Linked DNA regions of Homo sapiens: region 1 is linked to region 2. Evidence: chromatin contacts called from ENCODE Hi-C or POLR2A ChIA-PET data. All regions are on one chromosome and are shown on one strand. Each heading gives the region's core, a stretch centred on a gene start or an enhancer-like site at or near the end of the contact. The rest is flanking DNA. Distances are from core to core; before and after follow the strand shown.

What was found. Hi-C counts contacts between places; a loop is a spot of excess contacts on that map. ChIA-PET counts read pairs that join two places held with the same protein, here RNA polymerase II (POLR2A). Pooled maps may share reads with other maps.
Region 1: a pooled map shows a loop between it and region 2 (4-fold over the local background). The contact joins the promoter of BHLHA9 here to the promoter of MRM3 in region 2. A Hi-C loop is called at or near these places in 2 of 50 pooled maps. POLR2A ChIA-PET finds 5 or more read pairs at or near these places in 3 of 52 experiments (Panc1, WTC11 and activated CD4-positive, alpha-beta T cell).

What each region holds. Positions count from the first base shown.
Region 1 is chr17:1,269,045-1,271,744 of GRCh38, reverse strand. BHLHA9 (basic helix-loop-helix family member a9) reads right to left here and starts at 1,301. Exons shown (of 1, transcript NM_001164405.2): 1 at 1-1,301. The coding sequence starts at 1,181. The coding sequence ends at 474. RefSeq lists enhancers at 149-899, 2,504-2,700.
Region 2 is chr17:781,077-783,776 of GRCh38, reverse strand. MRM3 (mitochondrial rRNA methyltransferase 3) reads right to left here and starts at 1,424. Exons shown (of 4, transcript NM_018146.4): 1 at 1,085-1,424; 2 at 450-694. The coding sequence starts at 1,398. GLOD4 (glyoxalase domain containing 4) reads left to right here and starts at 1,497. Exons shown (of 9, transcript NM_016080.4): 1 at 1,497-1,611. The coding sequence starts at 1,522. RefSeq lists enhancers at 897-1,445, 1,117-1,466, 2,467-2,566.

The sequences.
Region 1 (2,700 bases), core at 52-2,551, 490 kb before region 2:
TGGGCAGCAGCGCAGGCAGGGAAGGGGACTCCGCACTCATGTGCCCACGAGACCACAGCAGGCCCCACCCGCATTCCCACGCTCCCACACCTCCTGCCTCAAAGCCCTCACTCTCCTAAAAGCATCGAGAACACACAGGGCTCGGAGGCGCAGGAGTGCGAAGGCGGCATTCCAAGACGAGTTCGAGTCCAAGATGAGTTCAGGATCCTGAGCCTTTCTGGCAACTGCCTCCCTAGGCTGGGATGTGGGGGCGCAGCCCCAGGCCCCGGAGCTCCTTCTCTCTGCCCCAGGCTGGGATGTGGGGGCGCAACCCCGGGTCCCGGAGCTCCTTCTCTCTGGCGAGCTCCTTCTCTTCCACGCCAGGTCTCAGCCGGTCCAGTTCTGCTCTGTCCAAGACGCCTTTGCAGTCCCGGGTTTTATAGTCCAGCTGCCAGCCCGGCCTCCCTGCAGCCCAGCCGGTGCCTCGAGGCCGGTCAGGAGCGCGGATGGCCCATCCCGGGGGCGGATCGCAGGTAGCCCCGCGGCCAGGGAGGCGGCCCGGCAGAGGAAGCCCCCGGACAGCGGCGCCAGCTTCCCCCGGAGGCCTGTGCTAGGCCCGGCCCCTCGGCCACCGCACTGGGCCGTGCCAGGGGCGCGTGCGGGGGGCACGAGGCGCAGCGGGGCGCGGACGGCACCGAGGGGCGGGCGGCGTCTGGGCGCGCGAGGCTGGGCCCTGCAGGCGGCGGGGGGCTGGCGCCTGTGTCCCCGGTGTCCCCGCGCGCGGCCGGGCCGTGGCACTCCAGGTGTCCGCAGGGCCCGCGGGGCGCGGGGCTGGCGCGCAGGACCAGGGAGAGCGCGGCGATGCGGTGGATGGCCCTGCGCAGCGTGGCGATCTTGGAGAGCCTCTTGCCGCCCAGGTCGTGCCGCAGCGCCCGGCGCAGCGCGTTGAAGGCCTCGTTGTAGTCTAGGATGCGCTTGCGCTCCCGCACGTTGGCGGCCATGCGCCGCGCCTTGGACCGCACCGGCCGCGCGCGCCTCCTGCCCGCCGGCTCCTCCGCCTCGCCCCGGCTGCAGGAAGCGCCGTTCGCCCCCAGCACCCCCGAATCGCCCCCGGGCTCGGGGCAGGGGCCCCCCAAGTCCTCCGCAGAGTCCTCGGCCCCCTTCCGCGCCGTGAGGCCTAGTCCTGGCGCGCCCCGCAGCATGGCCTTCCCGGGCACTCGCCCTCTGCCCCAGCCCCGGCCCTCTGCCCTCTGCCCTCTGCCCACTGCCTTGGCCCGGCTCGCGACGCGGACGGTCCCCGGCTCCTGGGGCTGGACACTCCCGAGACAGGCCCCTTCCAGCTGGGCTTTATGGCACCACGCGGCGCCCCGCCCTCCCGTCCATCCATCTCCCTCCTCCTGCTTTATTATCGGCCTCCAGGTAGGTCGGCGGGGGAGGAACCGAGGGGAAGAAGGAAAGCAAGGAGGGAAGCTTGCAGGTTCTTGTAAGCGGGGACCAGACGGGCAGCCCGGCCACGCTGCCCCGGGGACCTTGCCCTGCCTAGCTCTGGGGCCGCTGTGGGGTGTCTGGGTTCCACATTCTTCCTCCCCATTCCCAGATAAGGTGCTAAGTTTGGCTTCTAGCAGGAGAGCTGATAGGAATAAAAAGAGGCAGAGGGCCGGGCACTGGGGCTCACGCCTGTCATCCCAGCAGTTTGGGAGGCCGAGGCGGGCGGATCACTTGAGTTCAGGAGTTCGAGACCAGCCTGGCCAACAGAGTATATAAAACCCCGTCTACTAAAAACACAAAAATTAGCCGGGCGTGGTGGCAGGCGCCTGTAATCCCAGTTACTCGGGAGGCTGAGGCAGGAGAATGGCTTGAGCCCAGGAGCTGGAGGTTGCAGTGAGCCGAGATCGCACCACTGCACTCTAGCCTGGGAGACAGAACGAGACTCCGTCTCAGAAAAACAACAACAAAAACAACAACAAAACCTTGAAAGTTCTTGTCAAGTCCCGTGGGCAACCACAGAGATGTCACTGAGGAAAAGCATGAGTGTCCCGGCAGGACTCATATGGGAGGCGCAGGGCCCTGCAGGTAAAGCTGACCCAGAGCTTCCGGCTTTTTCAGCTATGGAGGGCGGCTGGCTGCAATTGGGGTTCGGGTTTTGGTTGGGCCTGACTCTCCCTCCACTGCCCTTTGACTCCCCTTCTGCAGGCAGAGCTGGGATGAGTCAGCAGCAGAGGGTGACGGGGAAGATCCCTTTGCAGCCCTGGGTCCACATCAGGGGCATCTTTGGGGTCCAGAGCCCTCGGGCAGCCCCATCTTGTGACACAGCCCTGCCAGGTTATGAACTCAATGAGCAGCCTCTGTCCTCTTCCCCCAGGGATTTGCATTTGAAAGAGGGTCTCAGAAAAAAGATGATGTTTATTCCCAAAGAAAGACCCCCAGTAGAATTTCCGGCATCCACAGCTGAGTTATTTGGAGCGCCTGAAGGCCACTCATTCCCAGTCACAATCCAAATGCCTCTAAGATGCCAAGGCCTATGGCATTGGAATGGGTGTGTGGTTCACATCCATCTCGCCAAAAGAGCATTGCCAATAACCCCATTATTTCAAACTGTGAATTTCTCCATAAAAGAAAATAATAAGGCATTAGGAAGCAGAGTGTATGTATTTACTTCTGTGATTGTCTGCCTTGCCCACTAGGATGAAAGCATCCTAAGGACATCTGTATTTCCCAGGT
Region 2 (2,700 bases), core at 175-2,674:
TGAAAATACTCTAAGATACACAGGTTTGAGAATTATATTTTTCTAATTGTAACATTTTGAATTTCATTTCAATGCTGCTGTCCTAAGACAAGTATGAGAAATTAATCCTAGGTCTCCACACCTTAAGATACACTGTGTAAGGCCAGGCATGGTGGCTCACGCCTGTAATCCCAGCACTTTGGGAGGCCGAGGCAGGAGGATCACCTGAGGTCACAAGTTCGACGTCAGCCTGGCCAACATGGTGAAACCCCACCTCTACTAAAAATACAAAAATCACCCGGGCATGGTGGCAGACGCCTGTAATCCCAGCTACTGCGGAGGCTGAGGCAAGAGAATCCCTTGAACCCGAGAGGCGGAGGTTGCAGTGGGCCGAGATCGCGCCATTGCACTCCAGCCTGGGTGACAGAACAAGACAAAAAAAAAAAAAGATACACTGGGTAATCACTAACCCATTATTCCTTGTGGCGTTACGAGGTCGGACCAATCCTTGATATCCTCAAATTTCACCTTAATGAGGCTGACACCTTTCAGCTTATCGACTGGCAACTCCTTTAGGTATTCTAGACGGCTAAAGAAGAACATTTTTGGCACAGCTCCAGCCTTGAGAGCGTCTGAAATGAGCCTGCGACCTTCCAGCAGGATCTTCCCTTGTTTTTCCCGAAATGGCCTGGACTTTACTATTGTCATTACACTGCTGTAGATGGAAATAAAAAAAAAAAACAGGTAACTATCAACATCCTTGTTACTGAGACACGCTTAGTTGTAACAGAAATAAAGAGCTACGGAGAGGGCCGGGCGCGGTGGCTCACGCCTGTAATCCCAGCACATTGGGAGGCCGAGGCGGGCGGATCACCTGAGGTCAGGAGTTCCAGATCAGCCTGGCTAACATGGTGAAACAAAAACAACAACAAAGAGCTAAGGAGAAACAGAAGCTAATTCCAAAGACGCTTATTCGGCCCTCTGTGCATAATACAAAAACCAGCGGGCTGTACTGGAAGAAGTCCTCCATCGGAAGGAGGTTAAGGTTCCGCTGTGCGACGGGAAGGGAAACGAGAACATTCGACAGGCTCAAGAACCACATCACCTCAGCCTCCTGTCCCCGGGATAAGCTTTATCGTAGCGAAGCCCAGACTCTTCCCAGGTGCTGGGAGCGCGGGATGCGGACTCCTCGAGCGGTTGTTTCTCTCGTTGCTCCTGGGCACTGGCCTCAGATGGTGCCTTGCGGGGCTGCTTCCCAGGAGCGCGCTTCTGTTCCACCACCTCTCCGGAAGGAAACACCACTTTCACTGGGCTCCGCCGCAGCGCCCGGACCCAGCGCCTCGCGTCAAGGTCCCAAGCCTGGACCACCTGCAGCAACGGTCGCACGACAAACCTCGCGGGTCTCACCAGCGCCGCCATGTTCCCTGAGACCCGGGCTGCGTCACGAAAGCGCGCCGTCGGCGGCTAGTGACGTCACGGCCCGTGGCGCCCTTCGTGGACTGGGCTGTACGGTGCGCGTGACGGCTGCGTGCGGCGGGAATCATGGCTGCTCGCAGAGCTCTGCACTTCGTATTCAAAGTGGGAAACCGCTTCCAGACGGCGCGTTTCTATCGGGACGTCCTGGGGATGAAGGTGCAGGCCGGGGCCGACAGGGGCTGGCGCGCGAGGCTGGAACCGGCGCCCGAGCCGGCCCTGGCGGAGGGAGGGGAAAATGGGTGTGTCGTGAACCTAAGCCGGAGGGTGTCCGACCTTAGGCCCTGCGCGGTGTTCAGCTTCAGGAGCGTGGCGAGTTGCCGTTGGGGATCATAGGCCTTGGAGAAGGGCCTAACACGATTAGTCCCCGCGGTGTGCCCACGCACGTCCTTTCATTTAAGCCACTCGTAAACGTTTATTGAGCCCCGCCCTTGTGGAGCTTACCGTCTACCGGAAAAGACGGTAAATAAAATGTTATATAATGCTTTCTAGTTAATATTTGTGTTTTCCGGTTTGGAGCCTTTGATGTAGATAAAATCAGCGTATTCAGAGTTCTGCTTCTAGCAAGGCTGGTCTGAATAGTCCGTTTCGGATACTCAGTCTCTGAATATATGCTCCAACTCTCAACCCATCTGCTTTTCAACAGCACCCAGAAGCGGTCTGTCTCGGGTCCTGAGGAGCTGTTATTTGCAGGATTCAGTTGGTTGGGGAACTGGGTTTTGGGGACCTCCTTTGATAAGCCAGGGAGGTAGGGAACACACCACTAAGGAAGACTTGAAAGGTGCAAGAGCGCGGTTTAGTGTATAGACGGTGCAATAGACGGGGATCTGAATTCGTCAGGTCATTTTTAAAATATCTGCTATTTTCAGGGTACTACGTTGAGTTTTGGCAACAAAGGTGCAAATGACCCTGATATATATCCTCCATTAGAGCTCATGGCCTGGGTTGGGGTGGGAGTTGGAACTGGATTTGTACGTAGATGATGGTAATGGAAGTCAGAATTTGATAGTGAAAAACCACCAAACTTTCGATAGCAGAAACCACAGAGCTGTCCCTTGTTAGTATTTCCTCGTCGATCAAAAGGTTGTTGCAAAGATTAAACACGTGCCGGCGCGGTGGCCCACGCCTGTAATCTCAGCACTTTGGGAGGCCAAGGCGGGTGGATCACTGGAGGTCAGGAGTTGGACACCAGCCTGGCCAACATGGTGAAACCCTGTCTCTACTAAAAATACAAAAATTAGCCGGGCA